2 separate regions of the Homo sapiens genome follow, and region 1 is linked to region 2. Evidence: chromatin loops called from intact Hi-C (ENCODE). Cell type or tissue: CD4-positive, alpha-beta T cell. All regions are shown on one strand. Each heading gives the region's core, and the rest is flanking DNA. Links, peaks and the distances in the headings are about the cores only. Region 1 overlaps TRDN (triadin). Region 2 overlaps LOC124901394 (a long non-coding RNA gene).

What was found. Hi-C counts contacts between places; a loop is a spot of excess contacts. Peaks named below come from ENCODE experiments on the same cell type or tissue, not always from the same donor. Only the 100,000 strongest peaks of a DNase experiment are listed, where the experiment ranks them.
Region 1: a loop joins it to region 2, with 20 times the contacts of the local background. A loop is called at or near these places in 3 of 110 quality-filtered maps.

What each region holds. Positions count from the first base shown.
Region 1 is chr6:123,408,817-123,425,375 of GRCh38, forward strand. The region is part of intron 12 of TRDN (triadin); the gene reads right to left. Among named protein-coding and RNA genes, the nearest start is that of TRDN-AS1, 23 kb to the right of the region's middle. In CD4-positive, alpha-beta T cell, for the core only: CTCF peaks have their summits at 7,222 (motif pointing right) and 7,433; no DNase peak of the experiment used is centred there.
Region 2 is chr6:125,107,172-125,123,730 of GRCh38, forward strand. It overlaps LOC124901394 (a long non-coding RNA gene), which reads right to left. Exons shown (of 2, transcript XR_007059735.1): 2 at 10,456-10,960. Among named protein-coding and RNA genes, the nearest start is that of TPD52L1, 38 kb to the right of the region's middle. RefSeq lists an enhancer at 16,458-16,559. In CD4-positive, alpha-beta T cell, for the core only: CTCF peaks have their summits at 7,290 (motif pointing left) and 7,494; a DNase peak (open chromatin) is centred at 7,280.

The DNA of each region.
Region 1 (16,559 bases), core at 2,770-10,769, 1.7 Mb before region 2:
AAGAAAAATCATTTTACGAGTGATATATAGCACTTTAAAGTGGAACCCATAGAATACTAGTCCAGATAGATGCTCTTCTCCACAAAAGCAGCTCAGGGTCAAATAACACTGGAGAGCACTGCATACAAAATGTTACCCTCCTAAGACTTTACAATATACTTAACATATACCAGACTGAAATTCTGCAGTAGAGAAACCAATCTAAGTTAGGGCACTGATTCCTAAACATATGTGATGATAGAACTTTTCTTTAATGCAACACTCATTAATGAGGAACATAGACTGGGTGATGTTACTCCTGGAAATGGAAATAATAAGTATTCCTTGCTTCTCTTTCACACTAACTACAATAATAATATCATATAGTCACTTAGTGATTTATTTAACAGATGTGTCTTGAAAACCTATAAAGTTCACAGTACTTATGTAGAATATTTACAGTTTACAAGGCTCTTTGACATATATTCTTCAATTTAGCCCACAAAATGGGTAGTAGTCAGCAACACAGCTTTCACAGATTCTCAAAAGCAATATGGATTAGTGAAAAGAACATAAATATTGCAGTCAGAAAGGTCACGCTTTGAATCTTGGCTTTGCCATTTCATATTTTCCTTGAGCATGCTTAAGTTTTCAAAGGCTCATATTGCTGTGAGGATTAAATGAGGTGACATATGTAAAGTACCAACCATAATACTTTGAACATAATAGCCACTTGCAAAGGTATTCATTCTTCCTACTTTTGAATGTTAGCAAAGAAACAGATTCTTCTGCTTATGTATTGCAGTTATTAATTCTCCTTAATTTTGAACACAAGCATGACATTCACTTCACAAAATGTGCCTTGCTCTGTCAGTTAAAACAGATAATGTAATTTACACACACACACACACACACACACACCCAAAACTCAGAGTCTAGTGAGAAACAAATACTCAGTATTGTATGCCATGTGCTATTATAAGGGATAGAGATTTTATGAAATTCATTGAAACAAGACACCTGTCCATCCAGAAGACCAGTAAGGGGTGATATTTTATGAAAGTAACAACTGGTATTCAAACAAAGGGGAGGTGGAGAGAGGAGGATAAGGATTTGAACAAAGAAGGCTCTGAAATAATCATAATTGTAAGAGAGAGTGGGTTGACTTTAAACAATTGGATGGACTTTTATATGGATGGAGCAAAGGGCGATGAAAGAGTTATCAAGAGATGAAGCCAGAGAAAGATCAGGAAAGACATTGAAACTCTTCAATTAAGACTTTATCCTAGGGACAAAGTAAAGCTTTGGCAGGTTTAAGTGGAGAGTGAAATAATCAGACATGCCGTCAGTGAAATCATTGATGCAGAATATTTGGTGTAAAGTACATATTGTGAAGGAGGATACAGTACTGCTCCAGACTAGAGTAATGATGACCTGAACTAAGACAAAGGCTGCGGAGTCCAAGAGCTGTGGGCAGATATAAGAGATCAAATTGGTAAGACATTTCTATGCCCAATCACATAAAGTAAAACAGAACACCATGCATTTTCTCCCCTTTTGCAAGCACCTAGCATCAGGACAATAAAATATTACTCACTGCACTCACAAAAATTACCAAATAGTTTACAGCAAAACAAAAAGTGATCAACGAAGAAACAAAATGAACCAAAATGTAATGTTAATCATTTCTATAACATTTATTGTATTTTCTCTTCACTTATTGAAACTAAAAGTATTTTAAGTATATATTTATTGTGTATCCACAATAAGTGACTAGGGAATTTATGACAGCAACAGCAACAAATAAACATAGGGTCAGTGAAAATACATGTGGTATTAATTAAATGTACAGTGATTTATACACAGTTTTACTAAAATGATAGTGGATTACATCACTGTTTATACATATCTGGACATCACAAATATTAGTATTTAAGAGTCAGCTTTGAGGGTGAAATAGAATGTGTAATTAAAAGGAAGACAGAGATGAAAGTCTGAATCTTTCCAAAGGTTGTAGCCTTTATTTCTGTCCCTTAGTGTGTTAATATATTTCTAAATTTTGCTTCACAAATACATAACAAAATGACACCTATTGATTGCCAACATACATCAGCAGTGTGCTAGGCATTTTGAAAATTATTATACCCAATACTAATATAATGAACGGCCAAATTTGATATTTACAAGCAGAAGAGTGCCTGGTGTGTAGCTGTTATTCAATAAGTTTTGTTACATGTATGAATAACTTTCTTTCTTTTTTTTTTTTTTTGAGTCAGAGTCTCGCTCTGTTGCCCAGGCTGGAGTGCAGTGGTGGGATATCGGCTCACTGCAACCTCCACCTCCTGGGTTCAAGCGATTATCCAACCTCAGCCTCACGAGTAGCTGGGGTTACAGGTGCCCGCCACCACGCCCAGCTAATTTTTGTATTTTTAGTAGAGACGAGCTTTCTCCGTGTTGGCAGGGCGGGTCTCGAACTCCTGACCTCATGATCCGCCTGCCTCGGCTTCCCAAAATGCTGGGATTAGAAGCATGAGCCACCGCACCCAGCCTGAATAACTACTTTCTAAGGAAGATTGATTATGGCAAATAAAGGGTCCTTCAAGCAACAGGATGAGTGTGAATATCAAAAGGAGAGTTTGCGAATAGAGGCTGAAGAGAACTGAATTGCTTTGTATGACCTAGTTGGAAAGTTTGGAATTTCTGGGGGAAATCCAAAACTCAGGATGTGAGAACAAGCTATGGCAGAAGGAAGGCACCAAAGAGGAGTCAGAGAGATGACGTGCAGTGGGAGGGAACCTGGGAAAGGGCAGTGAAGAGTAGCCTGAGGATATTAAATAGCAAAGATACCCAATACTTAATCTGTATTTATTAATATTGCCACATAGTAAGAACTTTCCCCATCCCCTCTACCATCTGCAGGTATCTTTTTAAAAAAATTCTATGCTTTGCACAACTGGTTTCTGAAAATGGATTTTATGGAAACTAAAGAAAAGTGCTTTTATGGAAAAAAACAAAAGGCCAGCATACAGAGAATTAAGAAGCCAGTCCATGAGCTGAACCAAGTAAGTAAGAGCAGAACTCACAGAGAGAAGTGATCTAGGGCATGTAAACCTTAGCAACATTTAAGAAAACATGGGAAGGATTTGGGACTTTTAAAGAGTATAGGTATATTAGAGACAGTTTTTACCAGCTTATGAGACCAGATAGTTAAATTTTCAGAAATCCTTCTGGCTGGTTAATTTCATGTTGTTAGCTTCAAATTGGCCTTGGTGGAATTACGTACACCACGGAAATCAGCAAACACTATAACGCAGTACTATTTTTATCTCCCCAAAATATAGCTAACCAGCACACCATGGAATCTTATGTAGTTATTAGACGAACACAGGACCTGAACCTTGCCTTAACTAAAACCACAATTTACTTCCCAAGTCTATATTATTGGAAAACAAGGGAAATGGGTGGGAGCTGGGGAGAACATGGTAAATTTAAAGATTAGGCAGTGCTGTCCAATATGGCAGCCAATAACTGTATTAAGCTGTTTAAATGCAAAATTAAATAATTTAAAGTTAAATAAAACTGAAAATTTGACTTCTCAATAACTAGTCATATTTCAACAGCTAAAGAGCCACCTGTGGCTAGTGGCTGCCACATGCAACAGTACAGACATAAGATATTTCTACCAATATAGGAAGTTTAATTGGATAGTGCTGGAAGACCATCATCACATTTTAAGAAATGTCCTATTTTTCTTCCTAGATTTAGAATTTCATTGTGGTATAGCTGCCTGGTGAGATTATGAATACTCTTCTGGGTCTCTTAATGTTCTGTAAGCAAGATGCCTGATCATCATTGGTTACATCTCTTTATCAACAGACTGTAGGCTCAGCTGGGAACTTACCAAACTCGGATATGTAGCTTTTAGTAACTTCTATGAATAAATATTTTGTGGTAAAAAGTTTAAAAATTAACTAAAACAATATCAATTTTTAAAAAAATTCTAAATAATAATGGTAAATCCTAAAACGACCAGAATAATTCTCATCATGTGATAAAATCATAAGAAAAAAATAAAGAAAAATTATGTTCGGTTCATTAGTAACTAGCTAATTTAGACCTTGACAGCTTCCAGCAGATTGGAATCCCCAAAAAATATCTAAAATGTTCAATAATTCTCTGTGTTCAAACATAGAACTAAACATGATTACTTAAGGAGGAATGTGGTGGACAATGAAAAAATCACATTAAAAAGAAAATAGCATGGAGAAAACGAGGGAAAAGCAATATAAGAAATCAAGATATCATAGTACTTCTTGATTTGAAAAGTTAACACTCTTTAGAAAGTTTGGAATCCATGTAATGTGATTCTGTGAAAAGGTCATTTAATGGTTTCATCTTTCTGTTCTCAACAAATTCCCAGTGTTGGGGCAACAGTAGCAGTAATGCCAATGACATCAGCATCTCAGTCTCTCAGTCTGAATCTTGGACTCAATGTCCTGTGATTGCTCCCAAAACAATTATCAAAAACACTTCAATTTCAGAGACTTTTATATGTCTGGACTTTCTGGCATCAAACAATCAAATTGTTACTTTAATTAGAATTACATCTGAAATCACACCTTGGTGAAATACCAGAAAGTACTGGTTATAAAAAATAATTAAAATGGTGTTTCTAAAGGGTGTAGAATTGACCATTACTCAAAATTACTTAGGAGTATTTTAAGCACTTAAGGTGAAGCTTTGGTTCTTTATAGTGAGCTTGAATTGATGACTTCATAGCCTGATAAAAGTGAATTCTCCAGGAATAAATAGGGCATTGTAAGAAAAAGCACTTGACAAGAGAAAGAGTGGTGTTTAATACAGCCAGTTGGCAAGTGAATATAGTTTCCCAAAAGGCATTCTTGAAGGTATTTTTTCACATAAAATTGTAACAAATTTCATTGGCTTTGAAGATGTGCTTGCCTATTATAACAGACATGTCAAAAACCATTGACAAATCATGAATAGGCTTCTTACAGATAAAGAGATAGTCAACAGTGTCAAATGCAAAATCTTTTTAGTAATGACTAAATCCAGAGACTCTCAGAAGAGGATGAAGCCCCCTACTCACCATTAGACATCTCTACCAGATTAAGAGTTATCCATTACTAAGTGTTGGTTAGTAAAGGTTCAAGGGGTAACTAGTTTTCTCTTGCATTCAGCCCATTTTCTTACCTTTTAATCACACATCAGAAGGCACCTTTTCAAATGCTTTGCTACACATGCATCAAGCCTGCACAATTTCTCTGATCTTCAAGTTCGCTATCTGATGAAGAATTAAGGTTAATTTTACATGACTTCTTTAATTTTGATGAACCTATGCCACATCTTTGCATTTAGCATTCCTTTAAGTTCCAATTAATAATACTTTCCGAAATATTGATCAAGGTTAACCTTAAGGTTACTAAATCCTTTCTATTGAGATTTTTTTAAAAAAATTCTAGAAACCACTGAAATGTCATTAAAACACAGAATAAGTGTTACCTCATGTTTAACGAGAACGTACTCCATAGGATATATAGAAATATGTGAGTTATAGGAATTTTCACATTGCCATGATATTCTGAGATTCATTGCTTGAGGGAGGCTGTCCATGGAATATATTGGATATTAGTAAGCAGTTGACATTGTCCTAGAGTTCATTTGATAAATAACAAATGCATATATACAAATATCAGCTTTTCTTTCAGTCAGGAAAAATCAAATCTTTTATTCTGTATGTTGTGGAGGTTTTAGCTGAATAGAAAATATATGTGTAATAATAAAGAGTTCCCAATCAAGAACTTGGAAGCAGGAAAATGGAATTGCCATTCTGAGAGTTAAGTCTTAAAACACACATTACATTTTAGGGGAAAAACCACTATATGCAAATTTAGTGATTCGCATAATAGTTTTGCCAAAATTTCTCTCTTTAAGTATTCTGCTCACAATTAGTAATATAAGAATCTTTTGATTATTGCTGGAAAATGAGTACCCTAGGATTATTACTGATTTCATTCTCCTAGGTAAAAATGTAATGATAATACAATTTTGAATATCGTTTCAGTTTTACTTACATCTATATACAGAAACTTTAACATATCAAATTTTATTAAATAATTACATGAATAAGAAGTAAAACTAGATAATATTTATATTTAAGGAGTCCTTTCTAATTCATTCATTCAGCAAATATTAATTGAGCATCTACTCTGTGCCAGATGCCACTCTAGGCTCTGTGAACACAATTATTAAACACTCAGAGGCTTGTCCTTTTGTAGCTTTGCATACTTCTTGGTAATATAAATGTATGATGGATATTTCAGAACAGTGCTTACTACAAATAAGGAATTCAACTAAATGCTTATTGAGTGATCAGGCTGAACTATCCTTACAAACTAGTTACTTATTTATATTTAATTTTCCCATGAGACATGATTTGACCTTTAGCTTATCAAATGCTACATACCAAACACATACAAATTATAAAAATATTTACCATGTATTGGATACTTGTAATATTCCAAGTACTGGGCTAGACAGCTTACCTAGATTTTCTCATTTAACCTTGACAAGATCGCTGTAACGTTAGAACCATTAGAGTCTTTCCAGAGAAGGAAACTAAGGCTCATCCATAGAACTTGCAGGTGACTGAGGCAAGGCTCAAAGCCAGACAGTCTAAGCAGGTAGCCCTTAAGATAAACACCCATGTAATGTTAAAACATAGTTCTTTCTATCCCATATGTAAATTTATATTTATTAGGCAAACACTATATAAAAATAGTAAGTGTACTAGCCAAATAATCATAACCACAAATATCACAATAAAAAGAAAATGATGTGGTCTCTCTCTGGATTCAAGAATACTACTGTTGTAGAGACCTAAGAAAGAAGACCTAATAAAGGTCAATGGTACCTCAGTGATAAGTAGACATTAGGCTAATTTCAATTTAATAGCAATTTATTTATTCCCTACTATGTGAACTGCATTGCATATACTGTATAGACAAAAATAACTACTGGGCTAAACTAAAAGATTCCTCAAAGCACAGAACAACATCAGCGAATACTTTAGTCGAGTTTCCATATTCTAGTTTTATATGTGCTCAATAGACATATTTACCTAGGAGGATAAGTATTATTGAAAGTTTTAGCACTGCTGGGCCTAAATGTTTTTGGTTTTGCAAATACTCCAGGATGGAGTATGACGTTCACAACTACGACCACCAGATGGCACTAGTCTTATCCTTTTCTGAAGAGAATTTCATATGCAAAATTCAGTGACAGCAGTGTCACTAAAGTTAAGGGGACAGAGCAAGAGGCAACTAAACAAATTTTCCAGCCAACAAAACACACGAGAAATGTGTTTATGTTAATTCTAATTGTTTTCACTTTTATAATTGCTTAAAATGATCTGTACTCAGGCCCTTTGAAAGCATCAGACCTCACTCAGGATAATATCTTTTGTGATCCAGATCTCCACAACTCGGTTAACTTCACCTCCTACCACCTGCTCCTCACTCATGCTATTCTATTCCACTGCTTCTTTTCCTGTTCCCTGATCATTGGGGTTTTTGCATTTCTTCTGTGTGAAGGTTGCATTTTTACTGTATGAAACTATTTTCACAAATGTGTGTGCAGCTCACTCCTTTCTTCATCCAAGTCTCTGTTCAGATAGCATCTCCTTAGACAGCCCTTCCCAGACCACCCAGTGAAAACACAGCACCTTCCATATTCTCTATCCACTTGCCCTCTCAATTCTTCATAGCAAGTATCATTCTCGGATATCATACTACATGCCCTTTATGATTTGTCTCCTTCACTGGACTATGAAGTTCTATAAATGCAAAAACTTTGTCTCCTTGTCACCATTATTCTTTTCCTCTTTTTTTCTTTTTTTTTAGTTGACAGAGTCTTGCTCTGTTGCACTCAGGCTGGAGTGCAGCGGCATAATCTCAGCTCGCTGAAACCTCCGTCTCCCGGGTCCAAGCGATTCTCTCGCCTCAGTTTCTCAAGTAGCTAGGATTACAGGCATCTGCCACCAAGCCTAGCTAATTTTTTGTATTTTTAATAGAGATGGGGCTTCACCATATTGGCCAGGCTGGACTTGAGCTCCTGACCTTAGGTGATCCACCTGCCTCCGTCTCCCAAAGTTGTGGGATTACAGGCGTGAGCCACCACGCCCAGCCACCATTATTCTTTAGTACCCAGAAAAGCATCTTTCTAATGAAAGGACTCAATAAGTGAACAAATGAATTAATGAAGGAATACCTAAGGAGAATAAGAGAATCATTAAGTCTATACAAATCATTTCTCAAGAATGAGGATTTGCATACCACCAAGGTCACTCTCAGTCCTGCATCTCCCTTTATATCTGTCTCATAAAATTATTATGTTATGATCTCTCCAAATTTGAAATTTTCTAAATTAATTTGAGGGAAGCATATTAAGTCTACCTTTCAGATTCAGGTATTATTGGCCTAAAATCCTACAATATAAAATTTTTTGATCCCTATTACCAAAATCACAGAGTGCAATTTGGTTTTACTTTCAGCTAACTGAGATAGGAATGGCTTTCCGTGTTCAGTTCCAGGGATACAAATTATTCTTTATATTCTAATGCAGGAAGACTGGTAGCAATGTATATAAATAACATTATAAAGGGCTATTTCTGTGATTGTTTTGAAGATCAGAAATATGGTCAAAGGGGCTCTTTCAATGCCTTTATAAAGCGAAATCACAAAGGTCAGCCAATGAGAAGAGAAAAGAGGTTTCTTTTTTCCTCATTCCCCCACGTATCCTTGCCCTTTTGTACTGTAAATTGCACAAGCTGGCATTTAAATGCACAATGTCAAAGGCAGAGCACATGCATTCAACCTGTGCAAAAAGACAGCTGGCTAGGGGCAGAAAGAGAAAAATACTGCCCTAAAGCCTTCAGGGCCAAGCTGCCAATGATACATCCCATCTCTCCGGTTTCTCATATCACAGTATTTGCCCTGTGGACAAAGAAGAAGTAGCCAAAGGAGCACTTTCCTTCTGACAGAGCAGAGCAGCTATATTCCACCTCTGAGACCAATAACCCCTCCTAGCTGCTTTTGTTAAGCAAAGACACCAGGGATGATGATCTGAACCATTTCAGCCCTTAAATCACGTTTGTAACAGTGGCTATTTTTGTCAAGGGCTAACTCCACATTTTGCTTATTTGGCTCTCACAATTAAAATTACTCATCCAGGACTGGGTAAGTATAACACACAAATGAAAGTGGGATTCAGACACTAATAAGAACATGCTGTAATAATTTTGACCCAGAGGTAGCTTGTCATAATAGGTAGGGTAAGTGTGACCGTTATTTCCCTGGTTTAGGAATACACACCAGCTGGCAAGGAAGGGTGGATGTTCGCACTGTTGCCCTCCAGCAACTCAGTAGGAAAAAGACTAAAAAAATCCATTTGTGCTCACATCATCAAATACGTCTTCAGCTGTTGTTTCATGCTGTGTGTGTGTGTATGTGTGTGTGTGTGTGGTTAAACTAAGCAGCTGAAAAGCAAGTTACTGAATCAAGTAGTTGCTAAATCCAAACTTTTTTTAATGTTTTGATTTAGAAATAAAAATTCAGGACCATCTACCTAAGTTTCCATTCTTTCTTTTTTCCTGCTCCAACATAGGCAATGATACCATACAACATACTTTCATCCCAAACACTGGCACCCTAAAAGCAGTGATTTTCCAAAAGAACAAGTACCTCTTCACTCACCCTCAGCTCCCATGGAGGTAGGTGGCTACAAGAATCTCAGAATCTTGTTATAGTTTGACAAAGTCTCATACTTTGAGACTTTGCAAGGTACTCTTTCCTCTACACTCAACCCCCAACCCCAACATAAAGCCACTGACTCCATTCCATCTTCTCGGTTTATAAAGAAAAAGCAGAAGCCTGAAACGATGAGGGTTGTGCATCCAGTGGCAGGGTTAGACCTCAGGTCCAAGCTCCCGACTCCCAGCAAAGCATTCTGTTTCACTGCTCATGGCTGCTTTTTTTATGAGCCTTGATGAGTGTTTTGCTTACCTGGCAGAAGAGAATCACCCAAGGATCATTTTTAAAATACAGTTGTCTTTCTTATCCTTGCACCAGGACGACTGAATCATAATCGCTGATGGGAAGAGAGATTCTGGTATTCTAAACCTCTAGAGATGCTGTTTCAAGATGAGCAGGTCTATCTATGTGAACCTACTCCCAAAGGCCATGGGAGCTGAGAGGCTAAAAAAAGAAACTGATAGATCCAGTTTCTCTGAAAGAAGCATTTCCTAGGGATTTACAAGCAGAAGCCATGTCTCGGGTAGCTGAGAGGTGGTGGATCCCCGCACTGTTAACCCCCAGAGCCAGGGCTTCTATACCATAGAGAAAGGGTATAGATGTTTCAGAAGGAATTTGCCTATAAGCAGGATTTATGGTAAGTACTTGAAAATAGAAATCTGAGAGGAACTGGGGTTAAGCAGAAGTCAGCATAGTGAATTAGTTTCCATGATGGAGTTGCTTTAGCCTTTACACATGCATAATTTTTTAAAATTTATTTTTTGTTTTAGAGACAGGGTCTCACTCTGGCACCTAGGCTGGAGTACAGTGGTGTGATAACTTACTGCAGCCTCTATTTCCTGGGTTCAAATGATGCCCCTGCCTCAGCCTCCAAAGTAGCTAGGACTACAGGCATGTGCCACAGCCCCAGGTTAATTTTTTAATTGTTTATAGACAGGGGGCGGGTCTCACTATGTTGCCCAGGCTGGTCTCAAACTCCTAGTCTCAAGTGATCTTTTCACCTTGGTCTCCCACAGCACTCGCAAATACATAATTTTAAAAGCTTCTGAGATGGAGCACAATCATCCACACTGGACATCTCTGAGAATAAAAGAAAGTGTGATGAATAATTATGTCAATGCTACAGGAGAAAACTGGTGTGTATGTCACCTTAACCTTGGGTGATACTACTGAGTACCTCCTGCCTCCCAAGTGCTAATGGTCATTGAAACTTTGACAATCGTTTTAGAATCAGAGAAAACAGATTTCAAGTCCTAATTCCTTCCTACATCAGCAGTAGAAATTTTTACTCTCGAAAACAAATGAATGTGTGCACTTCTGTGAAATGAGGGTGACAATTTTCATCAGTTTTTCGTCAGTACCCAGTGGAGTGATTGAAACCTTGTAAACAAAAGTGAATATTGACACAAATGGTCAAACCACAGGAAAAAGGGGATCCTGAAGTTTTAAGGAGTTAATGCAAGCAAAGTGCTCGTAATTTAATAGGTGGACAATAAATGTAAGTTCCTTTTCCACTTAGGGCTTTAATAAACAAAATTACAATCATCTTAAATGATCTAATTGCTATTTTTGCTATTTTTGGATAGAAATCATTTTAAAAGCTTATTTTATAAAGCTGTAAGAAAACAAATGACTTTCATAAAGTTTAGAAATGACTGTCCTCTGACATGCACTAGTGGTAAAAGATGGCAGCTGAAATACAAGCAGCCTTTCAAATGCTCTTTCTGGTTCTACTGTTTTCCTGGCAGAGATGCAAGGATTTTTTTAAAAAAAAAACAGCAAAACTGTCTATTATTCTCTCAAAACAATTAACACAAAAACTTTTGAATTCAGTGAAGGTCAGAGGATTAATAGGTTTTATCTGCAATGTGTTTGAAAAGCTAATTAAGACTCCACATACAGCAGAGGAGACTGGGAATACAATATTTAGTTTTTCTCTACATGACCACAGTGAGCAAAAGTGAATAAAGACAAAGTAAATGCAGAAATTCACAGATGGGAGGCAAATCCTTTTTGAAGGATATAAAACTAAAAATACATCTCATGTGATGGAAGATGCTTCCTTTGTTTATTCAATGGGTGGATTCAGCATCTGCTTCATACTGGCATTATACTAGGTGCTAGATACTCAGTGTCGAAAAAAACAGAATGGACTCACTTTTTTTTCTCTAGCCTAAAGATTACTTAAGTAACAAAGGAACCACATTATAAATTAATGGAAAAAATTTTTAATTGTTGTTAAATGCCAAAAGGAAAATGGTTTTTGGGTTCCCCAAAATATTGTTTAACAACAACTGAACCAGCCAACTGAAGTGCTCATATGAAAACAGTATGTTTTTAAAAAGTCATCATGACAGAACGGTATCTATTTCCCTCTGATTCTTTCTTTTTTCTAACAACATTCTTCTTCCAGTTAAAAGAGAGGAAACAGCAGAGATCACAAAATTCTCTGAGGAAATTTATCTGCTAAAAAGCCATTTAAATAAATACTGATACATGTTTTCTTTTCCTTCCTTAGAAGCTCAGTTGCTATATACTGGGTGAATTTCCTTTATAATGCTTTCCGTGGCTCTCTCCTCTCAATCTGCCACGTTGGATTAGGCCCTCCTTACCTGTCACCAGCATTGTTGTAATTGACTTGAGCTCTGTAATATTTATTGATATAACTTTCTAACTACTATTTCTCTTGGTCTCTTGCCTTTGACAGTATATTGGCAGATTAATACTTTTTAGGCAAAGATATGATTTTGTCAATCTGTTTCCTTTACACATTTACCTGTCAAATGAAGTGTAAATTATCCAGTTGTGCCCACAAACTTAATTATATCAGCTACCTGATAGGAATATCAGGATCTTTCTTCCCAATTTCATTTCCCACTGTCTCTGCTGTTCTCTCTTCATACTCGACCTGAACTTTTCCTCATCCTCTTCCCACCTAACCTCTTTTGACTTTTTCAGGAGGACTCAGCCATAGAAGTAATTATATACAGATGGCCAACTCTGCATCAATAGGCTTTGCATAGGTGAGCGCCACCATTTTTTGCAGATCAGGAATATTTGGGGCCAGGTGCAGTGGCTCCTACCTATAATCCTAGAACTTTGGAAGGTGTAGGCAGGAGACCTGCTTAAGTTTAGGAGTTTGATACCAGCCTGGTCAACAGAGTGAGACCCTTTCTCTACAAAAAAAAAAAAAAAAAAATTGGCCCAGTGTGGCGGCCCACTCCTCTAGTCCCAGCAACTCAGGGGACTGAGCCAGGAGGACTGCTTGAGCCTAGGGGTTTGAAGTTGTAGTGAGCCATAATAGCACCACTGCACTTCAGCCTACAGAGAAAGGTCACATCTCAAAAAAAAGAAATATTTCCAAGAAAACAATAAAAATAACACAACAATAAAAATATATACATAAATTAAAAACCAATACAGAATAACAACTATTTACATAACATATATTTTGTATTATATATTGTAGGTAATCTAAAGATAATTTAAAACATTTGGGAGGATGTGCGTAGGTTATATGCAAATATTATCTCATTTTTTATAAGAGACCTGAACATCCTTGGATTTTGGTATTCCTGAGGCATCTTGGAACCAGTCGCTGGGACGTAACTGTATTCAGTTCTGCCCACACATCTAACATGTTACCCAAGTTTGGCCAATCAGAAAATTTCCTTAGAATTTTGAGTTCAGCATGTTTTTTCCTTGGGGTTCAGCATTTAATGACTTTGTAAGCCTGACATTTACAGAAGCAATCTTGTTACAAGGTATAGAGTTTTTATCCAAAACTTTAACTAAGCAGGAAAGCTTAGTTAAGGGAGATGGGAAAAGTTATGGGAGATGGGAAAAGAGAGATTCAGAGAGAGAGCCATGATAATACCCTTCATAACTCTGAATCCAACATTCCTCCCATTGGAATTCCAAGAAAAGCAATCTAATACATATTTTAAAAACTAATTTGGACTAAATTAATCATGATGAATCAAACACATAAAAGTTCCCCTACAAAATAGTGGGAATTCCACACATTTAAAAAATTATTGAATGGAATCATTGCTGCTCACAATTTATACAAGTAGTAATTTAGGTCAAAGTGGTTAAATAAAATGGGGCAAGTTTATGTAACAAGACTTAGGCCTAACAAAAAAAGTCTTCAGTACTTATTACCTAAGGTTAAATTCTAGATTGCAAACCCCTCTACTTATCCTCAATGACAACTATAACAGGTTTTAAAACCTCCTAAATCTGCTGTAGATACAGATAATAATAATAAGGTTGTGTGTTTCCTTCAAGGGGCTATTAGGAAAAAATTAGTAAAAAGGTGTAACAGGAATAAATTATGGATTACTATGTAGCACAAAGGATAGTGGATTTTTTCTAACTATAATTACTAGCAAAGCAGATAAATGTAACAGCGTTATGGGTAGCTGTGTCTAATTTGTCTTGGGCTGTCTCGCTGTGTTTATTAATAGTTTGGAGGAATAAACATGTTGTTAATTTTATACTCCAGCTATAAAATGCCATCTTTTCACATTAAACATTTTAAAAAACAGAAGTTAAAGCTCAGAATAAAATTAAAAGAAGCATTTGAATTTTGTTTCCTATTTTATTCATAAGATAAAACCAATGAAAGTTACCCCTGCTTTTAGTTATAAAAATTTTGAAATTTACATTAACATAATGTTTTCTGGCAAGTAAATGCTGAATTGACAAATATATTTTTCTTCCTAAGTCTCATTAAATAAATACATATTTATTCACTCTCTAAACCAGCTACCAAAATAGGTATATTTAAACATTTATCAGAGAAGTTATTTTCCTCCTATAAGAAGTCGTGCAGCAAGGTGAGTTATATCAAACATAAAATGTTTTATTTAGTTTGTTATCTCACTCTCATTATTCAAGAGTTTTAAAGTTGCTATAACTATTCTAAATCTGTATGGATGTTTATTTGAGTAATAAACATTTAGTTTGAAAATTACAAAATACAAACATAAACTAACTTAGACAAAATGAGGAATTAATTAAATCATGTAATGTAATGTCAGGAGGTCAGGGGAATAGTACTTTCCAGGGATACATGAATCATAGTCTTGAAATACCTTTAAACTTCTACCTTAATATGTTTTTTTGTCTTATTTTATGGGGCAGCATTATTTTCAAGATTAGCTACCACGTCAAGGATGTAAATACGGCCAATAGCATTTCTTGCACTCACTCAAATTACCATCTATAAAAATAAATCATCTTCCTTTTTTCCTTTTTACTTAAAGACTATGGACAGCACTCTGGCCTAACTTGGGTCATGGGCCCACACTCATGGGGAAAGTGACAGGTGGAACAATGACAGTAACTTGAAACCCCATTTGAGCCTACATGGTTAGAGTTTAGGGGAAGGGCCATTCACCAAATGAGCAGAATAAGAAGGAAAGAGAAATGCCAGAGGAAAATTATAACTGTCCATTGTCATTTTTTGTTGATTCAGTCTTTCAGTAGGCAAGACTATGAGTTTTTAATCATCGTATTTATATACCCTACCTGGCCACATTCGAAGGCACATATGGAAACTTTATGCCTCATGTTACCAAGGCATCAAACTGAATAAAAAACTGTTTTCTAACCTGCAGTCTTTAACTCCTTCCTGCCTAACTGCCCTTTTCTGTCCCTAATTGGTTATTCTGGCCTACTTCTTCCACAATGACATTCACACATCCATGCCTTCTCATCAAGGCTAAATCCTTTCTATAGAGACCATTTTACAGCAAAGTTGAAGTCACGGCTCTTTTCATATGCATTATGTTTTCATAGGCCCTCTATAAACAAGAAAAAACAACTCATGCATCAATTAGCTTTCTGTCTGCGTTTTTTTTTTAACTTGCTAGTTAAATATTTCATACGCTAATTGGTCTTGTCATTTTGATAAAATTTGAGTGAAGCTAAAATTCAGTTGCAATAGGAAATTAAATTGTGCATATACTTTTGAAATCTAAATGCTGAAACCGTGAGTTCTATTGGAAATGGAAGAAATTTCGTCAAATAACAAATGATTACAAATGGCAAGCATGTGTGATTAGGACCTCAGTTAATGGCTTTGCTGCATGAGAAAAGCTGCCCAGGTGTTATCGTCGCCCTTCAGTTGATGAATAGCCTTTTACACCTTTGTGGAGACTTTAGATTTTATTCTGAGTGAAGTGGAAGCCTCTGTAAAGGTGGAAACAGATGAAGGCAGAGCATCCATCAACCTGGGTGCCTAAGTGGCTATGATGAGTACAGCAGGTTTCCCAACTTGTGCATGAAGAAGAAAAAACGTTCTCATTTTTCAAAGCTGCTGAAATTTTCAGGGGTTTTCATATTGTTGTTACACTATGAACTTGACTTTAGAGGTAAGAGGCTATGGTACCAGAACTGAGGTGGTTCATAAAGGTAGTGAGGAAAGTTCAGCTACTAAACATATTTCAAAGGTGAAAGTGAGAGGATTTAATAATGAATTAAGGAAGAGAAATAATGGAGTCAGCAGTGGCTAGAGAGATTTAAGCCTGGGGAAAAAAGGGTGTAGTAATCTTCTAATAAGAGGAAAATACTGAGCATAGAGCCACATTCAGAGGTAGAGGTGTGTGTGTGTGTGTGTGTGTGTGTGTGTGTGTGTGTGTGTGTGTATGTGTAGATGAGGGGTGTTGTTGTTTGTTCAAAAAAACATATTAACTTCAAGAAGTCTACTGGATATTTAAATGGAGATGGTGAATAGGCAATTGG
Region 2 (16,559 bases), core at 3,901-11,900:
AACTGTGTTTGGATGTGTAGTCTTTAAAGAGGCAATAAAGTTAAAATGAGGTCATCGTATTAGGCCCTAATTCAAAAGGACTGGTGTAGAAGAGGAGATTAGAACACAGACACATACAGAGGAACTCATACTGCCCGCTTCTTTAGGTAGTATGACTACTTTAACAACATTAATTCTTCCAGTCCACGAACGCAGGTTAGTTATCTTTCTATTTATTTGTGTCTTCTTCAATTTATTTAATCGATGTTTATAATTTTCCAAGTAGAGATCTTTTACCCATTGGTTAAGTTTATTCTTAGATATATTATTTTTCATTGCTATTGTAAATGGAATTGCTTTCTTGATTTCTTTTTGACAGTTGGCTATTAGCATATATAAACACTACTCATTTTTGTATTTTGATTTCGTATCCTGCAATGTTAATAAATTTGTTTATTAATTCTAACAGGTTTTTGGTAGAGTATTTAGGAGTACTGTAGTCATCAATACTGACAGTATTTGGTGGAGTATTTCTGTATGTAAGATATGTCATATGCAAAGAGGATATACTTCCTCTTTTCCAACTTGGATGTTTTTCATTTCTTTCTTTTGCCCAATTATTCTGGCTAATACTTCCAGTACTATTAATATGTTGTACAGAAGTGGTGAAAATGGGAATCTTTGTCTTGTTCCTGGTCTTAGAGAAAAAGTTTTCAGCTTTTCCCTCATTCAGTATGATGTTAGCTGTGAGTTTGTTATATATGGCCTTTATTGTGTTACGATACACACCTTCTGTGCCTAATTTGTTGAGAGTTTTATTCATAAAGTATGTTGATTTTTGTCAACTGCTTTTTTTGCATCTGTTGAAATGACCATATAGGTTTTGTCTTTCTTTTTGTTAATGTGATGTATCATGGTTATCGATTTGCATATGTTGAATCATCCTTGCAACCTTAGATGAATCCCACTTACTCATAGGGAATTATCTTTTTGATGTGCAGTTGAATTTGTTTTACTACTATCTTGTTGAGAATTTTTGCCTCTATGTTCATCCAGGATATTGGCCTTCAGTTTTCATTTTTGTTTTGTTTTTGTCCGATTTTGAAACCAGGGTAATGCTGGCCTCATAAAATTGATTTATTTATTTGTTTAGATATGAGCTCACTCTGTTGCCCTGGCTGGAGTGCAGTGGTGTGATCATGGCTCATTGCACCTTTAAACTTCTGGGCTCAAACAATCCTCCTACCCTAGCCTCTCAAGTAGCTAGGACTATAGGCATCCACCACCATAGCTGGCTAAGCTTTATTTTTATTTATTTTTTTATGTTTGTAGAAACAGGTCTTGCTTTGTTGCTCAGGCTGGTAGTTCTTCTTTAAATGGTTGGTAGAATTCAGCAGAGAAGACACAAGTCTAGATTTTTTTTTCTTTTGGATAGAAGACTTTTTACTACTGATTCAATTTCCTCACTTAACTATTGGTTTGTTCGTATTTTCTATTTCTTCATAATTTAATCTTGGTAGGCCGTATTGTCCAGGAATTTATTCACATATTCTATGTTCTCAAATTTGTTGGTATATAGTAGTTCATAATAGTCTCTTATGATCCTTTCTATTTCTGTGATATCAGTTGTAATATCCCCTTTTCATTTCTGATTTTATTTGTATCTTTTCTTTTTTTGTGTTGGCTAGTGTAGTTAAAAAGTTTGTTGATGTTGTTTATCTTTTAAAACACCAACCGTTCATTTCTGTTTTAGTTCATTCTCACACTGCTATAAAGATATTACCTGAGACCAGGTAATTTATTTAAAAAGGAGGTTTAATTGACTCATAGTCCTGCATGGCTGGGGAGGCCTCAGGAAACTTACAATCATGGAAGAAGGGGAAGCAGGGACCTTCTTCACAAGGCAGCAGGAGAGAGAGAGTGAGCAAAGGAAGAACTTGCCAAACACTTATACAACCATCAGATCTCATGAGAACTCACTCACTATTATGAGAACAGCATGGGGGAAACTGCCCCCATGATCCAATCACCTCCCACCAGGTTCCTCCCTCGACACGAGATAATAATTAAAGATGAGGTTTGGGACGGGACACAAAGCTTAACCATATCAATTTCATTGATCTTTTGAATTTTCTTAGTCTCTATTTCATTCATTTCTGCCTTGAGCTTTATTATTTCCTCCCTTCTTTCAACTTAATTTGAAAGAAATATAATTTGTTCTTACTTTTCTAGTTTTTTGAGGTTCATGATTTGGTTGTTAATTAGGAATATTTCTTCTTTTTGATGTGGCCATTTGTTGCTGTGCATTTCTGTCTTAGAACTGTTTTTGCTGTGTTCCATTGATTTTGGTATGATGTGCTCATCATTCTCATCTGTTTCGAAGAATTTGTAGATTTCCCCTTATTTCTTCATTGACCCGTTGGTTATTTAGGAGCATATTGTTTAATTTTCATGTATTTGTAATGTTTCTGAAGTTTCTTTTGTTGATTTCTAGTTTTACACCGTTGTGGTTCAAAAAGATGCTTGATATGATCTCTATCTTCTTAAATTTGTTAAGACTTGTTTTGTGGCCTAATATATGATCTATCCTGAAGAATGTTCCATGTACAGTTGAGAAGAACATGTATTCTGCAGCTGTTAGATAAAATGTTCTGTAAATATCTGTTAGGTTAATTTAGTCTAAGGTAGTTCAAATCTGATATTTCTTTATTGATTATTGATTTTCCATCTAGATAATCTGTTCATTGTTCAGAGTGAGGTGTTGAAGTCCCCTATTACTGTATTACACTGTATCTCTCCCTTCAGATCTAATAATATTTGCTTTACATATTTGTGTGTTCTGGTGTTGGGTGCATATATAGATATAATTGTTATATCCTCTTGTTAAACTGATTCCTTTATCATTATATAATGACCTTGTCGCTTTTTATAGTTTTTGTCTTAAAGTCTATTTTATCTGATGTAAATATAGCTACTTCTGCTTGCTTTTGCTTTCTGTTTGCATGAAATATCTTTCCCTATTCTTTCATTTTCAACCAATGTTTGTCTTTCAAGATGAGATTAGTCTCTTTTAGGCAGCATATAGTTGGGTCTTGTTTCTTTATCCATTCAATCACTCAATATCTTTTAAATGGATAATTTAATTCCTTTACATTCAAAGTTATTATTGATAGATAAGGACTTTCACAATTTCCTTAATTGTTTCTGGTTGTTTTGTAGATCTATTCTCTTTTTGTTTACTGCTTGGTTTGTTTTTTTGTAGTGTTAAACTTTGTTTCCTTTCTCTCTCTCATTTGTGTATGTGCTGTAATTTCTTTCTTTGTAGTTACCATAGAGTAACACAAAGAGTCTTGTAGATATAATAGACTATTTTAAGCTTATTAGAAACTTAACTGTGGTCATATAATAATACTCTACACTTCCTCCCCTCTCCTTCTCCCTCTCCCTCTCCCAAATAATTTACATTTGTTGCTTTAATGTATTTCTTCATCTGTTATGTGTCCCTTAGCTACTAATAGTAGCTGTTGTTTTTTTTGACCATTTGGCTTCAAACTTTCATACTAGAGGGTTAAAAGATTTACATAGCACCATTACATAACTGGGGTAATCTGAGTTTGATTTATGAGTTTATCCTAGTCCTGAGTTTTATACTTTTAGGTTTTATGACAGTGATTATTGTTGTTTCACTTTAGTTGTAACACTCTGTTAAGAATTTTTTGTAAGTCTGGTTGACATATTTTGGATATTTTTCCCCTCCACATATCCTGTTGAAATTTGATCCCCAATGTTGGATGTGGGGCCTTGTGGGAGGTGTTTAGGTCATGGGGCTGGATCTTTTATGAATGGCTTGATGCCATTTCCCCAATAATGAGCGAGTTGTCACTCTTAGTTTTCAGGAGATCTAATTGTCAAAAACCATCTGGCACCTTCTCTTCTCTCTTGGTCCCACCCTCATCATGTAACACACTAACTTCCCTTCACCTTCTGCCCTGAGTGGAAGCTCCCTGAATCCCTTACCAGAAGCAGATTCTGGCACCACACTTCTTGTATAGTCTGCAGAGCTCTGAGACAAATAAACCCTTTTCTCTACAAATTACCCAGCCCCAGGTATTTCTTTATGGCAATGCAAATGGACTAAGACACTGGTCTAGTGGTGATGAGTTCCCTCTTCTTTTCTGGACGTAGTGTTACTGGCTGACTTTCTTTTTTTCTTTCAGCACTTTGAAAATATGACTCATTCTCTCTTGACCTACAAGGTTTCTGCTAAGAAATCTGCTGATAGTCTCATGGGGATTCCCTTATATGTGACTTGACATTTTTCTCCTGCAGCTTTTAGAATTTGCTCTTTGTCTTTGTTTCACTATAATGTGCCTTGGAGAGGATCTTTTTGGGTTGAATCTATTTGGAAACTCTTGAGCTTCCTGAATCTGGATGTCCATATCTTTTCCAATACTTGGGAGAAGTTTTCAGTTATTATTTCTTTAAACAGGATTTTGTGCCTTTCTCCATCTCTTCTTCCTTGGCGTATCTATAATGCAAATATTTGTGCAGTTAATGATGTGTCGTAAGTCTCATAGACTTTATTCACTCTTCTTTACTTTTTTTTTGTCCACTGACTGGCTTATTTCAAAAGGTCTGTCTTCAAGTTCAAAAAGTATGTCTCCTTCTTGATCTAACCTGTTGTTGAAGCTCTCGATTATATTTTTTATTCATTTATTGAATTATTTAGCTCCAAGACTTGTTTGATTCTTTTTCATATTTATCTCTTTGTTGGATTTCTCTTTCAGATCATAAAAATTTTTTTGAGACTGTGCCTCACTCTGTCACCCAGGCTGGAGTGCATTGGTGTGATCTTGGCTTACTGCAACCTCTGCCTCCCAGGTTCAAGCAGTTCTTCTGCCTCAGCTCCCAAGTAGCTGGGATTACAGGCATGTGCCACCACATCTGGCTAATTTTTGTATTTTTAGTAGAGGTGGGGTTTCACCATGTTGGCCAAGCCTGACTCAAACTCCTGACCTCAAGTTATCCACCTGCCTCAGCTTCCCAAAGTATGGGGATTACAGACATGAGCCACTGCACCTGGCCATAAATTGTTTTCTTAATTCCATTGAATTGTGTGCCTGTGTTCTCTTCTATCTTACTGAGTTTCCTTAAGATTATTTTGAATCCCTTCTCAGATATTTCATAAATGTCTTTTTCTTTGGGATCTGTTACTTGAGGCCTATTTGAGTTTTGGGAGTGTCATATTTTCTTCCTTTTTCATGTTTCTTGTGTTTCTATATTGATATCTGCAAATCTACTATAAAAGTCACTTTTTCCAGTTTTTTGAAGTAGCTTTTGAGTGAGAAACTTTTTCCTTTAAGTGGGTTTTAGGATGCTGGTTGGCTGTAGAGTTGGATTTGGTTCTGCGTGAACTCGGGAGTGTGGTCTCTGTGTAGTTTCTTCCATTGTAATCCTTGTCAGATATGTCTGTGATTGCCTCAATGGCCTAGGCTGCTGGTGTTTGTGATGGTGTGGTTTTGCTGAAGATGGGGGCACCAGGCTGGATGTTGAGCCAGAAAAATATATTTGTGGAGGATTGACAGGTAGTTCAGTGGGCTCTTTGAGGAAGCAGTGGCAGCTGCTTGGCTGGCCGTCAGAGGCCAGGCATGGGCACTCATGGGTTCAATGGGGCCAGGCGGTTATGCAGTGGTCTGTTCAGGGGGCAGGGTTACTCCCAGACCTGCGGTAAGAGGCCAGGTAGGGGTGCTAGTGGGTGCATTGGGTGCATTCAAGACCAGGTAGCTCTGTGGTAGCTTGTCCAGAGGGATGAGGTTACTGCAGAACCAGTTGTCAGGCTGTGCATGGGTATTCATGGGCACAGTGGAGCTGGGCAGGATGCAGCAGTATATCCTGCAGGTCAGGCTGCCACAGGACCAGCTGTCAGGCCAGGTGGGAGCCCACAAAGCTTGCTGGATCTGCTAGCTGTGCAGTGTGGGTGTGTGCAGGCCTAGTGGCTGATAGGCTGTTCAGCAGCTTCTCCTGTATGCAGTTCCACCTGTTCTCTGGAGGGGGTGATATGCTGTATGGGTTCATATGCTGGGTTCTTGGCCATTCCATCTGGTTTGTACTCTAGACAGCTGGAACCATGGTGTTGCAGGCCCTTGTGTGAACACAGTGGCACAACAGCAGGGCCTCAGCAATGGAATCAGTTGCTAGTGACCATAGAGCAGGACACACTCTAATAGTAGTCCCAGTTTCAAGATGGCACCAAACTATAACAGTGTAGGTTGTGGTGGAGGGGCATGCTCAAGAAGGGTCTTACTATGAAATAGTGCAGCTGCGCAGACTCCCAGCTACACTGCAGACTTGATTCAGAGCCTGTGAGAACTGAGGTGCTCTCCTGTAGCAAGGACTGTGAGCATATGTGGAAGCAATGGAGGCCACTAGGGTTCTCCAGCTCACCTTTTCCTTGTAGAAAGAAGTTCCCTCTGACTCCCAGTTGATCTCTGTGTGGGAGACAGTGTGGCAGACAGTGTGGCAGAGGGAGGATGCCTTGCTTTCCTCTCTATGGTACTCTTCTGGGTTTTTGTACTCCACAGAGTTGTTGCTGTTCCCCTGGTGCTCTCAGCTTTCTTCCTCAGTCACTCTAGTTGAAATATAGTTGTTTATTCATTGTTTTTTTCCTTTCTGTGGGGAGGATGAAATCCAGGTAACTCTAATTGGCCATCTTGCTGATGTCACCCTCAGATGTTATGTATTTAATGCACATGAAGATGCAGAAAGAGATAAAGGGAGAGAATTTATTCTGAGATCCTTGAAAGGTCATTTGCCTTAGTAAAATATGAGGATTTAGCTTCAGACATAATTATCTCCATGAATAACTGCCTTACCATGTACTTTTGAGCAAATTAATTCATCTCTCTAAGCTTCAGTGTCTTCATCTACAAACAAGGAATGCAATATACCATAACTCACAGGGTTACTGCAGATTATAACTGAGGTCATTTACGTCGATGTCTTAGCACAGTGCATTGAACAATGTTAAATGCAAAAAACAAATCGAAACAAAAACAAAACAATGAAACATTGTTATTATCTGAAATAATCTCATTTATAGAATGGAGATAATAATAGTTACTTTTAATAAATATTGTGAGAAGAAAATGAGTTTATATATGTAAATTGCCTAACAAAGTGCTTAAAACAAAATAGCTAATCAAGAAATGATAGCTATTATCATCATTGAATTTACCATTGAAATAAAGTCATCTTTAACATGCTTATGTCTTAAAGTGTTTATGATTTGGCGCCCTCTGATGTTCATCATGGGCCCTGCAATTTTGAATCAGTTGATAAGTGTTAATAATGTAATCAGTTAGTGATGATCATTTACATGCTATTTTGCCATATCCAAATAAGCTGTTTTTATTTTAAATTTCTATTTAAGTTGGCTTACTTCTTAAGATAAACTCAATGTATTACACAAGCTAATTTTAATCATTATGATAGAAAACCAGTATGTTTTTAATACATGCTAAAATAAATACATAACTATTAACATAAAAAATTCTTCATTTGAGTACCAACTAGAATCATACCTCATACAACACTTTGGAAAAGCTAATTTTATATAAATAGGTTTTATGGTATAAGGGGTCAGGGAAGCTGTCACAAAAAAGTTATTTTTCAAAATGGAAGCAAGAATGATGAGAAGTTAGTTTGATAGGCAAGGAGACAAAGAACTTTCCCAAGAGAGACTAAAGTATATGTGAATGCAAAGAGTTGTGGAAACACTTGCCTCTTGGGGAAACTGCAATTTGTTATAAATGGCTGGACCCCAGAGTGCAATGAATGATTGGCACATCATTCGTTGGCACATCATGGCAATGCAGGGAGAGAAGTGGGCAGTGGCCCCACTGGGCAAGGCCTCTTGTGTCATGCAGAAGACTGTGGATTTGCTTACTGTAGATTCATCATTTCCACAAAAATAGAGGCTCATGAAATTTTAAGAAATATTCCCACCACCATTGAAATATGTGTATTTGTGGTGTGTGTGTTTGTGTGTGTGTGTGTGTGTGTGTGTGTGTGTAGTCAACTTTGGGAAATGCTGAGTTAATCCAAATTAAGCAGAATTTTGTTTTTATTATAGAAATTGTTATAATATAATAAAATTATAAGAGGGAGTGATAATATGAATATTTCACAATGTGTTTGATCTTGAAATCTGTTTACTTTTTAAAATGTTATCTGATTTGTTTTATTTATTTTAGAAGCAATATAGATAACATCAGGTAGATAAAATTTTGAGAAATGCCCTTGGGTTATGGAGAGTTTTTTTTAATTTATGAAGATAGTAATAACATGATTAGATTTGTGATAGTAATAACATTATTAGATCATGGATAACAATATGGTTGTGATTTTCAGGGGGAAAAAACTAGAGGCTGCCAAATAAACTAGATGATGGCTGGATCACCCCTAATCCACATGTAGAAAATGTAATACACTCACTGTGTATATCATGAATTTTAAACTATGAGAACATAAAAACAGATTTAGGGTATAGTACATTCAAGGGCAGTAGTTTATGCTCTTCAAAAAACAGACTCATTAAATAAAGCAATGGTCCTTGTTGGAAGAAATGATACTACCCAAGAGACAAAAAGAACTGACAGACTTCATAGAAAGATACATAAATATTACATGCCAAGGAGAAATTAGTACAACATTAAGCAAATTTGAGTAATAGCAAATAGAGAATTGTGATGATAGAATCAAACATAATAAATGCTCCACAACAATGCATAAATTACAGAATATAATAACTATAATTATTATAAATAAATAATGTATGTCAATATTCTGCTGCTTTTATTGAAAACAATAGATCTAGGTGGAGCACTCTAGCTTATGAATTGTTGAAATCAACTGTGACTATTATCATTGTGAGTTATTGAAACCAGATGAGGGAGTGAATGTGTGTGTGTGTGTGTGTGTATGTGTGTTAGTGCAGGTAAGCTAGAAATAGGGAGAGGAGGATGGAGAAGAGATAATAAGGTAGAAAGCACAATTCCTTTAATATTTGAGTCAAAAGGGAAGAATACTTTTTTCTACAGGCCATTGAATTATGCAAGCAGTTTGATGGATCTTGTTTGCTCTCAGATTGATTTTCTTCACCAGCATTTAGAGTGGCTGCTATATTCATGTGACAGTTATGAGGAATAATTATGTATTTTCCTTACTGAACTGGTTTAAAATGTCACATCGCATGAAAGTTCCTACAGCTTGTCAAATTGTGTTAATTTTCTTCATTTTTCTAGTGAATGCTTTAAACTGTTCACCCAGCTCATGAATAGAGCAGCCCTTTTCTTCCTCCTCTGAAAAAACAGATGATTGTTTAACAGATATCATTAGATATGCAGAAAATAAAGCATTCTGGTATAGATGGAGGTCAATATATTTAAGAGGAAGTTGCATATTTTTTCTTTTTGCAAGTTTGTCCACCAATATGGTGCAACATTGACTTCAAGTAAATTTAATCCACCAACCTTGGTTGTTAATTTGTATTTTCACTGAATATTCGCTAATGTTTTTTATAGGATGCACTGTGATAGTAATTATTTAAGTGTTTCCAGGAATGGAGAGAAAGAAAACTAGAAATTGGAGGCAATGTGGCATAATGGTTAAGAACGAAGGCTGAGGAGTTAATCTGGATTTATGTCCCATCTCCACTGTTATTAGCTGTTTGATCCAAGCCAGTCAAATAATCTAAGACTCAGTTTCTTCATCTGTAAGATGGGGATAATAATACCAACCTCCAAAGAGACGTTACAAACACACACTCACACACACACACACACACACAAATGTGTATGCGTGTGTGTATATGATGATTATTTTAGCACAGTCAAAATAAAATTGCTAATATTTACTTAAACTAGTATAATTACTTTGGTTTTTCCTTTCAAAATGAAAATTGGAACATAACTTCTAATACTATTGGTAATAGAACCATCAGGCTTTCCAGATTCTCCGTGGGTTCCACTTACCCACATACCTATCCAACCTTATCTATAATTAATTCTCAGAATTAACCCCTCATTTCAGTGGGGCTGGCCTTATTAACCAGCCTTCCTCCACCTCTGCCATTCTTGTTTCTGTCTCATACTTTTTTCCAACTCCTTAGAAAGCCTTTCCTTCTCCCCATCAACCATCTCACTGCACAGATTTGATGGCATGACGTCTTGCTCGAAGTCTACTTACTTGTTCTTGAATACTGCTTGATATTGTTATTAAACATACTGATTCTTAAATTTTTGAAATCCCAATCATCATCCTTAACATTTGTAAATTTTTTACAATTATAACCATCATATTATAAATGATGAAAGATATCTCAAAAGTTTTTTTTTAACATTCCTCGAACACTCTTTGGAACCATCTTTCTTGCTTTCAATAAATTCTATTCTCTAGACACTCCAAATGAACCTTCACTTTGAAATGACACACTATTTTTATTTTTCTCAATCCAACTTACCAAATTCAAGTCCTTAATTCTTTTTTTGAGGTATTAGCATATGGGGGTGTGAAAAGGAGGGTAGAAAATGAGAAATTACTTAATGAGTAAATATATGTTATTCAGGTGATGGATGCTATACAAACCTTTGAGTTGACCACTACACAATCTATGCATGTACAAAATTGCATTTGTATCCCATAAATTTATACAAAACATGCATTAACGTATGACAATGAATTAATATATCACCAATTTGTAAGAACATATTTGGTTTTTAACAACTGTCTTCAAGGTACCCAGAATAGTGACTCACAGGAAGATTTCAAGCATCATCTTAAGTCAGGAGTTATTCTTGGCAAAGAGCTGTATTGACACCTCATTAACACGCCAAGGCGATGTGTGTCTGCTTTGTTCCTCTTTCAGTGCATCCTAGTTCCATAGGGTAAGATTTGAAGATAACAACTATTACTTCTTCAATGTCTAGAGAATAAGAAAGGAAAAACTAGGAATGAGAAAATATTATATTAGTATAGTAAATTTGAATTTTATAAATGAACATTTTAAATTCTTTAATTCTGACAATATGATAGACTAGACAGCCTGATACCATTCCACTAAATACAAATGTATATATACTTAAATTGTTGAAAATGTTAAATATACTTTTCATAAAAAGAGATAACTAAAAAATAGTAAAGTAAATATGAGGACCGAGAGAACTGTCAGCGGGTATCTGGAGAAAGAAGGATCCTTGGAGGCATACAGAGTTTCCTATTTCCATGAAGAGAGAAATAAGGGGGGCGGCGAAGTCTTGGAATTACAAAGGGTGAAAAGCCAAATGGGAGAATATCCTTAATAAAGTTTCAACTCAAAAAGAACTATAACCTCAGATAAAGGAATTGTTAAATCAAGTTTAGCATAAAGCTTCCTTCCTACATATTTTAAGTCAGGCCTAAAGGTGTTTCTATACATCTTGAACTATAACAAGTGAAGGTATAAACAGACCATAGCCTACACCTGTGCCAATCACCGAGTTCTGGCCAGTCAAATGTAGCCAACTGTTCGAACCTGTTCAAATAAAGCAAACACTGAGCTATAACCAATCCAGCTGTTTCTTTACCTCTCTTCAATTTTCTACATGTCACTTTCCTTTTTCTGTCCATAAATCTACCATGTGGCTGCTCTGGAGTCTCAGAGACTACTCTGGCTGTGAAGGCTGCCCAATTCATGAATCATTCATTAAATTAGTTAACAATTGTAACAATTTGGCTGAAGCTTTTCTTTTTCTTTCTTTTTTTTTTTTTTTTTTTTTTTGAGACAGAGTCTAGCTCTGTTGCCCAAGCTGGAGTGCAGTGGCGTGATATCAGCTCACTGCAACCTCCGCCTCCCGGGTTCATGCCATTCTCCTGCCTCAGCCTCCTGAGTAGCTGGGACTACAGGTGCCCGCCACCAGGCCCGGCTAATTTTTTGTATTTTTAGTAGAGGCGGGGTTTTGCAGTGTTAACCAGGATGGTCTCGATCTCCTGACCTTGTGATCAGCCCACCTTGGCCTCCCAAAGTGCTGGGATTACAGGCTTGAGCCACCGCGCCTGGCCCAGCTTTTCTTTTATTAGATAGCAATGAGGATGGGATCCGAAGTAGAGCTTCCAACGACCCTCAGGAGCGCTGAGCGACCAAGTGAAGTACCTACAGGACCCATTTGTGTTCACTGATCTATTGGAGCAGCTGGGGATTGTGGTAAGTTCTCTCTGGCATTTCAGAGCTCCACGGATTTGTGTTTTGAGCTCACTGAGTTTCTTTGAGCAAATTTGTGATCCAAACTGGTTTTGGAAGTCATGACAGAAACTGGACTGGGTCCAGGATCACATTTGACCCAGTAATTAACTGACTTGGATCCAGTTAGAGGCCTCGCACATCTGACTGGGTCAGAAAGAAACTGGTGGTAAATAGTAATATTGCAGGGGGTGTAAAAATTTGGCTTTTGAAAATTCAAAGGGATTTTTGTGTTCTACCTTTTTTTTTTTTCCACTTTTCTTGTGTGCTTAGGTAGGAGGAAAAAAATCATTAATTAAGTCAATCAAGGGAACCTAGAAACAAAACCAATATTTTAGGTAAAAAATGGGATCCTTAATTTTTGGAAAACTGAGTTCCCTCCAGCTTATACATGCGTAAGTGTTAGGCCCCAGAAGTAGTGAAGTCTTAGAGTAATAGTGAAATCTTACTAAAGATAACTTACAGTGGAATGTTCCAAATGAATAAAACTGCACTAAAGTGCGTTTGAAAATGAGGGCTCCCAAATTAGTCTCCTGTAGGCATGGCTATTGATATGCAGAAGCTTCTAAAAAGATTTCAGTATTTTTATTTAAAGACTTTACAAAAGGCAAATAAAAAACTTAAGCGACTAATTGATTTTAAAAAATTAAATTTGCTTTGCACTTTTTGCTGACAGCTGTGGGTGACAGGATTAGGCATGTATAGGACCACTGGACATGGGGAGCTTTTTTTCTTTCCAAAGCGGGAAACATGAGAGCTGATGGGACTGCTGGAAAAGATCCCTTTGCGACTGACAAGCAACTGCCTGAACTTTTGATTCAGCATTGCTGGGATGGGTGGGTCTTTCTCTGGCTTCCCTGAGCTCCTGCCTTCCCCACTCTGCCACAGGCAATGCTTTTCTCTCTCTCTCTCTCTTTTCCCTTTCTTACCTTTTCTGTTACTCCGTGCAACCATCTTCCCCAGAGACCACATGTTGAAACTCTTTTAATCCACTTTAAATGGATTAAAGATGACAGGGCCCATCTAGGGCCAAGTTTGAGACTTGCCAATTTGATATTGGGTGCTAAGCAGAGTGGCTAATGTCTATGTTTTGTCACATGTATTTTGCTCTGGCTGGAATGAAAAATGTATATTCAGTTCTGCTGGTTGGGGAGCAACTTGCAAAATTGAGAGGTTTTTGCCTGTGGTTCCAAGATTTTCCTTTATGACACGGCTTGGCGCCCAGAGCTATGGTGTGGTGAGCAGGGTCACTAAGGCCACTCAGGGAAAGAGAACCCAGAAACCTGACATGCCAGCAAAACGGTAAGAATTTCTTACCAGTCAGACTTCTGGCCTCTTTCTCTCTATGCAAACTGGCTGAATGAATGGTAAAAATCACTGTTTATCTCCTCTGTAAAATTTTGATTAATGGGAAAAAGGATTTGTGAGGCTAGTCATGAGCTGTAGTGAATCTGTTGTACTCTGTGCTATGAATGTCTTTCTGTATCTTTCTGTCAGAAAGAGGGGTGCCTTAGGATAGAACACGAGCTTAGGACCCCGTTACCCTGCTGTTCAAGATGGCCCAGAAAACTGGTCAATAAGGTTCTTGGGAGTTTGACCTTGTAACCACGTGGTGGTTACTTTCTCTTTGTCTCCACCATCCAGAGGACGGGAATTTTGGAGATCATGTTTTTACCGGTGGAAGGTATCCAAGTTACTGGCAGCAAATCCCCATGGGTCTGCAGCAACCTCGATTCTTGCTTCTCAGAAAAACGAATTCGACTGAGGGACATAAGGCAGAAAAAGAAACTGAGGCAAGTTTTGAGCAGGAGTGGAAGTTTTATATTTAAAAGGCTTTAGAACAGGAAAGGAAAGAAAGGAAGGTATGCTTGGAAAAAACCCAAGTGGGCAATGAGATCAAGTGTGGTATTTAGCCTTGACCCTAGGACTTATAGGCTGGCCCCTTTCCCATGATTCTTCCCTTAGGGTGGGCTGCCCACATGTGCAGGGCCCTCCTTACACTTGCGAGGTGAGCATGCGTAGGGTGTTTAGCAAGTTGTACGCATGACCATCTGAGGCTTTCTTCCCTTTTCTGGTGGAGTGTACCCGGAAGATCATACTCTGCCATTTTGTCTCTTAATGCACATGCCTGGGCTGACTTGCAAAATACCTGAGATTTTATTGGAAGCCCCTTTTTGCTTCTCCCTGGCATCTGCATTCAATTAACACTTTAATGCAACAGGTGTGGACCATCAGGAGATGGCCTCTCCCTGGTGCTGGCTGCCAATTTATCACTTTTAGAGAGGCCATGTGATCATTTCTGAGCCATCAACCAACATTCTTAGTGGGTGGGGAGAGCCCTCTCCTGCCCTGCTCATGCCTGTCTAACTGCTTATAACAATGTCATACTTAGCTCTAAAAATTATCTTGAGTAGTTAAAAACCATTGCAAGCTCAAAATGGACTGCTGTAGACTCCTTCTGGGAAGGGCAATGGAAACTGCCCAATGCTGTAACTCAGCAGCTAAGGCTTTGCCATTTTACAATGGCAGCTTGGGTTCAATCCTGGCTTAGGAAACGAGTACTTTTTGGTTGATATCTGTGTGACTTTATCATTTGTGGATTCTCTTCCCCTCCATGAACAACTTCTGGCTTCCCTTGTTGAATTTTCCTTTCTCTAAGCACCTGGGAGGTTATCTTTGGTAAAGTTCAAAAGCCAGAAATATTGACCATTTGGCTTAGCTAGAGTCTAGTAATAAATTTAAAAGGACTTTTTTTTTTTTTAGAGTGCTATGGTTATAAGTCAGTTTAATTAAAAGTGGGTATTCAAGCTCTAGGAGCCTGGGACTCCATGGGAAAAACAGAGGAAGTACCACCAACCCTGTTTTTGGAAGAACATCTGATTTCCACATGAAACCCCAGGAATTGGGACGAGATAGACCCCTCTCAAAATTTAAGGCTCTGCTCTGTTTTGCATTGCATTCTCTGCCATTTTTTACTTTGGGGGGTATCAGAAATTACTTCTCATTATGAGAACGCTTTGGTGTTCAATACCTAGGTAGGAAATATACTTTAGTAATGGCCAATGGCAGTTATGAGGGAATACTTTGCTTTTGCACCTTTGGATCAGAGAAGCATGCTCTTGGCCACCTAGAAAGTATGAAAGTGTCCCCACTCCTCACTGAGATAAGACTCCCATGGGAGATGGGTTAATCACAGAATGGGCTGATTGGCTGATTGACTTCGGGTTGCTTTGCAATAAAATGTATAGTAAAAGCATTGCACTGTCTTTTACTGATTGGCTGATTGACTTCGGGTTGCTTTGCAATAAAATGTATAGTAAAAGCATAGCATTTCCTTCTTTTTGGGGATCCAGGATGTGATATAAAAATGAGACTCTTAATTTTGGAGATCTATTTTTGCCTTCCAACTGTGCCTGCTTATTAGGCCCTAGAAACTGTATTGTTTTCCTACCCTGTTCCTCCAAGGACTCCACCCTAAAGTCAGTAATCCAATTAAGAAACTTACAAACTGGCAAATGAAAAATCCTACAACCACTAGATCTTCTGTCTGTATAGTTATATATGTGTTGTGTGTGTAATGTTTATATAAAAGAGCTCTAATTAATTGGCTTAAAGAAAAATAAGTGCTTAAATATTTTGAAAGAAAACTAAAAGCTATAATTCCTTTTAGTTTACGTGACTTTAATCATCTTTAGGAAATAAGAACAGCTTTAAAGATCATTGGTAAAACATAGACATTTGGTCCAAATTAGGCAGGTCAGATATTAGGTTTACTAAATGCTTTAAGGTTGTAAACTGCTTTCACTTTTGAAAATTGTTCAACTTGCCTGCTTTACAGCTAGGTAAGGCCTGGGGATGTGTGGGGTTAGCCATGCCCCCTAGCTATGCTGGAAGGAGTCAGACCTTATCTGCACTTCCGTCTGATGTCCTAGGCTCAATCCTAATACATAATTAAAATTGCTTACTGACCAGGTTTTTCACCAAAAGTTGCTAAGAGTTAACAGTATAACTTGTACTCGAGACTTCTAAAAAAATAGTTTTACATGCCAGGTGTGTGAAGAAAGTGAAATGTGCCTTTAGTAAAAGATTATAAGAAGACATGGGAATGTACATTTTTGCCTAGTTTAGAGGGTTAAAGGATTGTTTTAAATTAAATAGGATAGGAGAGAGATCATCATGGCAGATGGGAGGCAGGACTAGATTGCAGCTCCAGACCGAGCAGCTTGCGAAAGCTCGCATTGTAAATGTTGGCTCCGGATTGACTGCAAGAACAAACCAGCAATCCCGAGAGGACCCGCAGACCCTC